Linked DNA regions of Homo sapiens: region 2 is linked to region 1. A link is a contact called in ENCODE Hi-C or POLR2A ChIA-PET data. All regions are on one chromosome and are shown on one strand. The core of a region is the stretch at or near the end of the contact, and the rest is flanking DNA. Distances in the headings are between cores, read along the strand shown.

Region 1 (4,703 bases), core at 1,377-3,876:
AGGGTGGGGGTGGGGCCGGGGCCGGGGCCGGGGCCTGGGCCGGGGCCAGGGCGGGGTTGGGGGCGGCTCGGGCACGTGTGCTGCTCAGTTTGTCTGGTAGAGGCTAAGGGGCTGGGGCTCCCGGCCATAAGAGGAGAGGCCCAGCCAAGCCGGTGCCGCCGATGTGCTTGGGGGAAGGTAGATCCATCCAGTCTTCAGGGATTCACGGTGGAGGGAGGAGGCAGAGCCCAGCTGCTTCTGGACACTCCTAACCTGAGCAGGGTGGCAGGCCCAGGTCCTAGGGCCTTCCAGGCGGAGGGGATGGCAGAGCTAATAGGATGCCAGCACATGGAAATGACTGGATCGGGGACTGGGGCCCTGGGTTTGGATGAGATGGGTGTGGACCTCAGCTTCCCAGTCTGTCAGGGAAACAGGAGAGGCTGCTCCCTCTCCTTCCTGTCCTCACTGCAGGTATGGCTGCAGGTGTTAGAAGGGAAGGTAATGAACCTTGAGCCAGTCTTAGAGACCATGATGCCCCTTCCTCAGTCTTCCCTTCCCCTCTCCAGCTCTGCCAGTGAGCTGAGCCATGGCTGGCAGACTTGGACCTGTTCAGTGAGCTCAGAAGCCTGTTCTGGGTGGACACCCCCAAGATCCACCCACCTGAAAAGGGGAAAGCCTCAGAATGACATTGTGTGCACAAGGGTGTGCCTGCTGGGTGGCGGCTTGTGCTCTGCCACGCTGTGACCCTGGGGGCTCCCTCTCCCTTCACAGAAGGCTGCCAGACCAGGTTTCCTTCCTCAGGGGTAGCAAGAACATCTGATTCCTGCCCCCTCAGGAGCCAGGTTCACTTGCACACTTGCTCATTAATGTGTCTGGCTTGTGTGTGCTCTTCTATATGCCAGTGGCTGGGTGGGGTTATGCACAAGTGTGCATGCTTCACACACCAACCAGGGAGGGGGTCTGCAGGATCTGGATGTAATGCCACCTCAAATGTCAAGGGTGATGGGGAAGCATGCATGTTGCCTGCTGCAGCCGGATGCCTGAGGGCTGGCCTGCATTGCGTGTGGGTGCGTACACATGGCATGCTTATGAGTGCAGAGGATGGCTCCTCAGCCCAGGAGTTGGGGAGTAAGAGGAAGGAGAAGAAGCCCCAGCTCTGGTGCCTCTCAGGATTTGGGCTCAGCCCTGTCTTGCTCCAGGTCTTACAGATTGAGGCTAGGCGCCCTTAGGTGGTGGTAGGCTGTGCTGGGCCAGGGGGCCCTAGGCTGAACCCAACCCTGCAGGACAGGCTGGGCAGGGCTCCCACACCTGCACCTGACCCTGTTCCAGGCCCACACTAGGGGATGGTGGGGGGAGGCTTAATTACATCCATGAATCATTCTCAAATAGCTCCTGTCCAGCCAGACTCAGGATGGTGATGCCCGCCCAGAGCTGAGAGCCAGGGGCTCCTGGAGCCTCCGTTGCACATAAAAGCAGCAGAGGACGCGAGCAGGCACCCTAGCCCCTCCTCTCTTGGCCACCTGCCTCGGCCTCCCCCATTGGTGTGCAGAATTCACCCCAAGATCAGAGGCCTATCTCAGCACCCGTGGGTAGCGCAGAACCAACTCCTCTAGACCTGGCGGCCCCATCCCACGTTATCTTGCCCCCTCAGCCTCCTCCGTCCCCTTGTGGCTGCTGCAGACTCCTCCAGCTTCTCTTTCCAGCATCCTCTAGGCCTCACTTTGCCTCTGGTTGTCTTCACCTGCCTCTCCCTGTCTTTCTCCTCTTTCCTCAGGGCACTGGGAGGCATCCCAAGACCCAGCTCACTCCAGGGCTGGACCTCAACCTTGTACCTGCAGGTGAGACCCAATTCTACTGCACTGGAGTGGTGATGGGGCAGCAGTTGCCAGCAGCAGCCCAGTCCAGCAACAGCTTTGAATCTCAGTTTCCTCTTTAAATGGGATGGCAGTGCAGCTTGGACTAAGCAGGATGGGAGGGCCCTGCCCCTGGCTCATACCTTCTGCTGGAAAGTTCTGTCTGGCTGGGTGTGGCCCACCCTATAGGGTTCTGACCTTAACCCAAGTCCATGAGTCCACCTCCCTCCTGCCACCTTCTGGGAGACTGGGGTGAAGGACTACAGGCATCCCCTGCTTCCATCTGGGAGCCCTGGACAAGCTGGGCTCCAACTCCCCATGGGCTGTAGGGACAGAAGCTGAGAATCTGATGCTCTAGCAACAGTGCTTCTGTGAGTCAATAAGCACGTGGTAGGGAAAGGGAGTGAGAGGCAGAAATGCACTTTATCGACTGCAGAAATTATTTACCTGGGTCAGAAAGAATTGCTGAGAGGGAAGTGCCTACTGTGCACAGGGTCAGCCTGGCTCTTGCCCCATTGGGCGCTGTGGGGACGACTTCCCCATCTAGCCAGAGGGGGTCCCTGGGGGTCAGAGACCCTCAGGAACTTGCAAGGCAGGCAGACTTGGCACCTGCCTGACTCCAGAAAGTTTCAAGGCCGAAGTTCTAGCCAGGTCTCCTTGAGTCCCAGAGACGTGGAGAGAGCCCCTGGGAACCTCCAGTACCTCAGGACTTGGTGGGAAGTCCTCTCCTTACCACCACCTATACCAGCCTGGCTGGAAAGATGATGGAATGCTGCCACCTGGTGGCCACCAACAACACAGTACCCTCCTCCAGTATCGACTGTGGGCAATCTTCCCCCACACCCCACCTGTCCCTGAGGGCATTCATTCCTCCGGAATCGGGGTGGCTGGGATCTGGGCGCCCTTGAGACCCCCAGCCAGACTATGCATGCCTGGGGAGCTTAGCTCAGGCCGGGATGCTCATCTGGGCTTTGAAACTTGTTTGATGCACAGCCATGACAGCTGCTCCTGGACGGCCCTCAAAGCCTTGCACGTTGTAGCAGCTGTCCCAGCCAAGGGCAGTCTGGACTTGGGAATCCTTGGAGGCTCCTTCTAGTTCAGTAAGAGCACCGTTCAAATTCAAGATTTGGGTTCCCCTGATTGAGAGGATTGCACTACTCTCACAGCATCTCAACATCACACAGGACTAAGAGGAATGGTGGCCCTATGGGCAGCACACAGCACATTTAACCGGGCTTGGGATTGGAGTAAACCCTGATGGGCCAGTCAGGAGGATGCTTGGGATCCTAGTGCTTCCAAACCAGAAGGATCACCCAAATATGGTCTTGCAGGATACCTGGGCCCAAGATAACAGCCTGTCAAACCTCAAGGACTGGGGCCATCAATTTAGATGCAGGGTGAAGGCTGCAGTCACCTGGCTAGGTATGCTGGTAACAGGTGAGGCCAGAGGAGGGAGCCTCCATCTCTGAGGAGCTGGCTCAGACCCTCACATTCACAGGAACCCTCAGCTTCATGTTCATAGGAAAGGCCACGCTGGTGTTGACAACAGATGCCGTGGTCCACAGCACACATGGGAGAGCCTTGAGCAGCTTTGACAGGTAACTCTAAGCACCAGCAGTGTGGGACAGGTTGAGGTGCCCTTCCGGGTGCTGGGAAGTCAATCTGAGGCTGCTAGAGGGCTGGCTCCTATTAATGCCTGGCCATGGCTCCCCTAGGGAAGACGCTTCCACCCAACCTTTGCTGAGCTGGGTACATATAATTAAGAGCTTCCCAGATCCTATTCTGGGTATGCTCACCTGGAAGAGCTTTCCGGGCCGGATGTCAAAAGGGTCTAATTAGGGTACTCAGGACTGCTGCTCAGGTGCGAGGAACACCAGCATCACCCTTGATGCCGTGAGGGCTCTGGAGGTGAGGCCAGTTTCTTATCCAACTTCTGTAGACCAGATCTGTGACACACTCTCCACCCCAGCTCTGGGCGCTTGGGCCCTCATTTGTGAAGTTCCCAAGCCTTACTCTGCAGAAACCCAGGCTTGGGGCTTCTGCATTTGCGTCCACCTCTCCCTAGCCAGAGCTGTGATTAGGCTCAGCTTCTCCAAGGCACTACCCTACAGGCCAGGGTGAGGACCTCCTGAGCATTTTCTATTCCTTAACGCCCTGCCCGAAAAGAGGAAAACGTGACCACCCACAAAAGCAAGTCTAGCTTCAAAAGTAAACTGCAGAGAAAAGGCCACCTTAACTGCATGCCCAATCTGTGGAGCTTAAGCACTCAGTTTGGCCAGATTGGCAATGTGAGCAACCCATCACATCATCTGGTCCCAAGAACAGCCTGAGATCCAGGTATACTTCCTGACCTGGTCAGGCATGGTCTTCTGGGTCAAAATGATGTTCTCTGCCCTGTGGAAGAGTGCTGAGGACGAAATACCCATTCAAAACAGAAAACTCTCCAATGCCCCCAGGACCTCCTTAGCAGCTGAGAAGATGCAGTGAGTGGAGTGCTGCCAGGGGGAGATGACCTCCTCAGTTTCTCCATCGCAGCAGAGGGTGGACCAGGTATCACCTGTATCATGGCCAAAAGCAGGGAGGATCTGCCCTGCAGAGCAGTGACAACTCCACACTCCGGCATGTGTGGAATAAAGTCTGTGGAAACTAGAGAGGTGCAAGCACTCATGGTCACTTTGGTCTTAGCAGAAAAGCTACTAAGTTACCATGATTTCCATGAAGAGTTTTAAAACATGCTAAACTTTTTTTTTTTTTTTTTTTGAAACGGAGTTTTGCTCTGGTTGCCCAGGCTAGAGTGCAATGGCGCGACCTCCGGCTCACTGCAAACTCCGCCTCCTGGGTTCAAGCAATTCTCCTGCCTCAGCCTCCCGA
Region 2 (4,703 bases), core at 1,329-3,828, 230 kb before region 1:
CCAGCAGCTGCAGCACCCAGTGGCAGCGTGCTCGGCCTTTCCGTGAGAGGGAGTGCAGCAGCGAACTCTCAGGAGAAAACACCAGTAGTGCCTCGGTCATCAGGAAGGAGAACTGAGGAAACAGGGGATGGGAAGCTCAAGTGAGGGTGCTGCCCCAGAAGAGGAGAAGAGGGCTTTATGTAACCCTTAGCTGCCAGTGAGTCTGGGCTGATTCCCCTTTTTCTTTCTCTCCCCACTGACAAGACTATCCATTTGGTGGGGCAAGAGTGGAAAACCCCATCTGGGATGATATATGTGCCCTGAATAATCTCCACACTTCCTCCTAGGTGCCAGTCTGAAATGTCATCTGTCGTATGTTACCAAGCAAACACAGGGTTTGAGATGTGGCAGTTATAAATGATTCACAAGCTTTGTTTCCCTAACGTGGGGCTGGATACAATTTCTTGGCAAGAGCTGGCCACATGGGTGCACTGTTTCAGGGAAAGTTAGGTGCATCACCAGAAATTAAAGTAAAAAGGGACAGAGGTACATCCAAATGCAATGTCTCAGCTTTCTGCCTAGAGGTGGGTGAAGCCTCATTGTGCTTAGACAAATCTTACCCATTTGACCTGGGTCCTGGGTCTTCATTACTCTGATTCAAGTCTCTTTTTTTTTTTTTTTTTTTTTTTGGAGATAGTCTCTCTCTGTCACCCAGGCTGGAGTGCAGTGGCCTGATCTCGGCTCACTGCAATCTCCGCCTTCCGGGTTCAAGCAATTCTCCTGCCTCAGGCTCCTGAGTAACTGGGATTACAGGCACCTGCCACCACACCCAGCTAATTTTTGGTTTTTTGGGGGGTTTTTTTGTTTTTGGGTTTTTTTTTTTTTTTGGGACAGAGCCTCGCTCTGTCGCCTAGGTTAGAGGTTAGAGTGCAGTGGCGCAATCTTGGCTCACTGCAACCTCCGTCTCCTGGGTTCATGCGATTCTCCTGCCTCAGCCTCCCGAGTAGCTGGGACTACAGGCGCGTGCCACCATGCCCGGCTAATTTTTTGTATTTTTAGTAGAGACGGGGTTTCACCATGTTGGCCAAGATGGTCTCGATCTCCTGACCTCAGGTGATGTGCCCGCCTCGGCCTCTAAGTGCTGGGATTACAGGCATGAGCCACCGTGCCCAGCCTCAAGTCTGAAATATATACCATGGGCAGGAGTAGTTGGAGCATGCAACTCTTCCAAACAGATATTAAATGTGGACAAAGATTCAGAGGCTGCCAGGGCCACCAACCATGCCCATGCTCCCACCCCTAAGAACTGCCCAGGCCCACTACTTACAGCCAAAGACATAAGCACCGGGTGCCAGGAGAACAGGCCTGGAATGAGAAGAGGAGGCCTCATGGGGCTGAGGCAAGAAGAAACCAGCCATACCAATCCTTAAGGGTTGAGGAATACCAGCAGCCCATCACCCAAGGAGGTGCTGCCAAACTGTGAGCCCCTTCTTGCTCTGCAACAAGCTGACCCCACACCTATCCTCTCTTCCTGGCCTCTTCCTGGATCAGAGGCCATGCTTTGCCACTCCTCTGGCAGTCCTCCCTCCTTCCCTTACACCTCCTGAGAGGCAGCCAAATGGAGCACCCAGAGAAGGAAAGACAAACCAGGAATTCTGTGTGCCCTGGCCATACCTACCTGCTCCACCTCACTCATCGCTCCAGCACAGAATTCCCTCAACCAGCCAGGCCTGTTCCCGGAAGTCCCACTGCCCTTCCTCCCCAGGAACAGTGGCCCTTCCCTTCCCAGAAGTCAGCTATGAATTCTACTTACTGGAGCCAGGCCTGGCAAGCACAGCCACAAAGATGGTAAAGCCCAGGGCCACAAGGTGGGCGGCAGCGCCAGAAGCAGTACGCAGAGCTCGGTAGATGTGTGACTCGGTCTCCGCAGAAAGGGCCATCGTCAGCCGTGCTAGTGGTTGTAGCCTGAAAGCATAGTAGCGTGGGCCAGGATCTCAGGTGCCCACTGTTCACTCCTCACTGGAGAAAAGGCTGCAAGGCAGGAATGCCACCCTCTTCCAATAAGTTATGGTAGGAAAGAACAGTACCAAGACCAGCACCAGGAATGGTCACAACATGCCAGTCGACGGCCGGCGGCCTGTCAACGTGTACCCATGTCTGAACTGGTACCAATCGCTGGCCCGCCTTCCAGGTAGGAGGCGCAAAGCCATGTAAGACTACAAATCCCAGCGTGTACCACGCCGTCGCCGGCAGTAGAGCCAGCTGGGAGGGCGCGGAGCACTATGGAAATTGTAGTTCCCTGCTGCGGTCCCAGTTACAGCGTGAATCCCTTAGCGCACCGCCTCCCCAAGTGCTGCCAGCATGCTGCCCCTCCACGCTAGGGACTTGCCTGCCTCTGCCGCAGCGCAGATCTGATGCGGTGGTTTCCTCCAAAGAAAGCGGGATACTCCGGGCCCTGCCGCGCGCACCGCCGCTCCGTCACGGAGCCGCTTTACTTCCGGGTGCGACGTCTACCCACCCAGGACTTCCTGGGACGAGCCGTCCCCCGCCCCAGCCACGCCTCTGAGTCGCGCTGCGCAGGCGCCATTGGGCAGAGGGATTGGCAAGCTTGCGTGCCCCAGCGACACAGGCCTCGAGGCTGTCTCTGACAAGTGTTCACAGGAGGTGGGGACGCCTCTGCGCGAGGAACGAGGAGCTACGGGCCTGGGCCCGGTTATTGCCATGGGCAGCGGCTGCCGCATCGAATGCATATTCTTCAGCGAGTTCCACCCCACGCTGGGACCCAAGATCACCTATCAGGTGCCACCCGGGCTCGCGGGACTGGGCGGGAAGAGGGACGTTCTCGAGAGCTCAACTGGCTGCCTGAAGGCAGTAGTTTCCCGTGCTGCACGCAGGCATGCTGCTTCATTCGCAGACAACTGTGAGGCTAGAGGATAGTCAGACCCAGGCCCCCGGCTCCCAATGTGGCAGGGAAGACATACGTCACATTGGCAGTGTTTGTAGGATATCGGGCTGTAGGGATCCGGTTGGGGGGTTCCAGGTCCCACAGAAGGTGAGTTGGGTGACCCATGAGTATCCCTGAACTGAGTGAAGAGTAAATGATGCATAGGAAGTTTAGGTAAGGCAGGAGAAAGTGTTCCAGGTAGAGGGAACAGCATATGCAGAAGCCAGGAAGGAGGTGAGATCATAGCGTATGTTTGGAAACAGAAAGAAGTAATAGGCCTGAGTGGATGGGAGAGAGGGGAACGCTGGAGAAGAGGACTTGGGCTTGGGGGGCATGAGGAGGTCACCATTTGTACTACACCCAGTACAGATGTCCACTGAGGGGCCCATTGCCACTCCCCTCCCCAGGTCCCTGAAGACTTCATCTCCCGAGAGCTGTTTGACACAGTCCAAGTGTACATCATCACCAAGCCAGAGCTGCAGAACAAGCTTATCACTGTGTGAGACCCTAGCTCGGGGTGAGCGGTGGGTGGCAGGGGTTGTCCCAGGAGGAGGAAGGGACAGGCTTGGGGGCCTGACTGTGTTCCAATTATCCAGCACAGCTATGGAAAAGAAGCTGATCGGCTGTCCTGTGTGCATCGAACACAAGAAGTACAGCCGCAATGCTCTCCTCTTCAACCTGGGCTTCGTGTGTGATGCCCAGGCCAAGACCTGCGCCCTCGAGCCCATTGTTAAAAAGCTGGCTGGCTATCTGACCACACTAGAGGTCTGCAATGAGATGGGCTTGGGTTTACCGACAGGCAGAGTTGGGGAAGGTGTTCCCATGTCTCCAAAGTCCCCCAAACCTGGGACCCTGCAAACCAGCTCAGGACTCAGGGCAGCCAACCAGCCAGGGGTCCTGGGATGTGCCCACCATGCTTTCCATGCTCTGTCTAGCTAGAGAGCAGCTTCGTGTCCATGGAGGAGAGCAAGCAGAAGTTGGTGCCCATCATGACCATCTTGCTGGAGGAGCTAAATGCCTCAGGCCGGTGCACTCTGCCCATTGGTATGGCCAGCCTCTGCAAGGACAGCAGAGGGGTAGAGGAGAGATGGGAAAGTGAACCCAGCTAGTCAGGGAGAAGGGCAAGACTCATGAACACATTGGTGGGCAGGAAATAGCCATGGGCTGAGGTGCCCATGTCCAGGGTCCAATGCATGATGGAGCTGGGACTGGGGGTAGGGGGAAAGCAGAGCTCTCCAGCTCTGCCCCTTGGGCAATTCCTTCCCCTTTGTGGGCCTCCGTTTCTCACTCCATAAAAAGAGAAAGATTAGCCCTACCCAGAGGCACCTGCTTGCCCCAAGGGATGCTGGGAGGCCTGGATGGTAATTGAGGACCTCTTGGAAGAAGTGGCACTGAGGATATGGATGGGGCCCCCTGCAGATGAGTCCAACACCATCCACTTGAAGGTGATTGAGCAGCGGCCAGACCCTCCGGTGGCCCAGGAGTATGATGTACCTGTCTTTACCAAAGACAAGGAGGATTTCTTCAACTCACAGTGGGACCTCACTACACAACAAGTATGCCATCCCTCCCTGGGTATCATCACCTGGGGCTGGCCACAGCCCTGGCCTCATCCTGTTTCTTCTGACCTTGTCCCACTCTGCCCAGATCCTGCCCTACATTGATGGGTTCCGCCACATCCAGAAGATTTCAGCAGAGGCAGATGTGGAGCTCAACCTGGTGCGCATTGCTATCCAGAACCTGCTGTGAGTGGGCCTACAGTCATACCTGGGACAAGGTC

The links. Hi-C counts contacts between places; a loop is a spot of excess contacts on that map. ChIA-PET counts read pairs that join two places held with the same protein, here RNA polymerase II (POLR2A). Pooled maps may share reads with other maps.
Region 2: a loop to region 1 is called in a pooled map, with 2.4 times the contacts of the local background. The contact joins the promoter of NPRL2 here to the enhancer-like site in region 1. A Hi-C loop is called at or near these places in 1 of 50 pooled maps. POLR2A ChIA-PET finds 5 or more read pairs at or near these places in 3 of 52 experiments (GM10248, WTC11 and activated T-cell).

Annotation. Positions count from the first base shown.
Region 1 is chr3:50,119,639-50,124,341 of GRCh38, reverse strand. SEMA3F-AS1 (SEMA3F antisense RNA 1) reads left to right here. Exons shown (of 4, transcript NR_135301.1): 3 at 1,754-1,817. Among named protein-coding and RNA genes, the nearest start is that of RBM5-AS1, 21 kb to the right of the region's middle. RefSeq lists enhancers at 802-1,302, 2,288-3,165, 3,166-4,044. Within about 2 kb of position 2,626, at least 3 of the 41 ENCODE cell types and tissues checked have a DNase peak (open chromatin) inside an H3K27ac peak, as active enhancers do.
Region 2 is chr3:50,348,650-50,353,352 of GRCh38, reverse strand. It overlaps NPRL2 (NPR2 like, GATOR1 complex subunit), which reads left to right and starts at 2,578. Exons shown (of 11, transcript NM_006545.5): 1 at 2,578-2,778; 2 at 3,331-3,422; 3 at 3,520-3,688; 4 at 3,859-3,967; 5 at 4,343-4,479; 6 at 4,571-4,668. The coding sequence starts at 2,701. CYB561D2 (cytochrome b561 family member D2) reads right to left here and starts at 2,491. Exons shown (of 4, transcript NM_001291284.2): 1 at 2,369-2,491; 2 at 1,793-1,944; 3 at 1,307-1,344; 4 at 1-112. The coding sequence starts at 1,919. It overlaps LOC127898564 (CYB561D2-LOC101928965), which reads right to left and starts at 2,491. Exons shown (of 5, transcript NR_183066.1): 1 at 2,369-2,491; 2 at 1,793-1,944. RefSeq lists an enhancer at 2,317-2,536.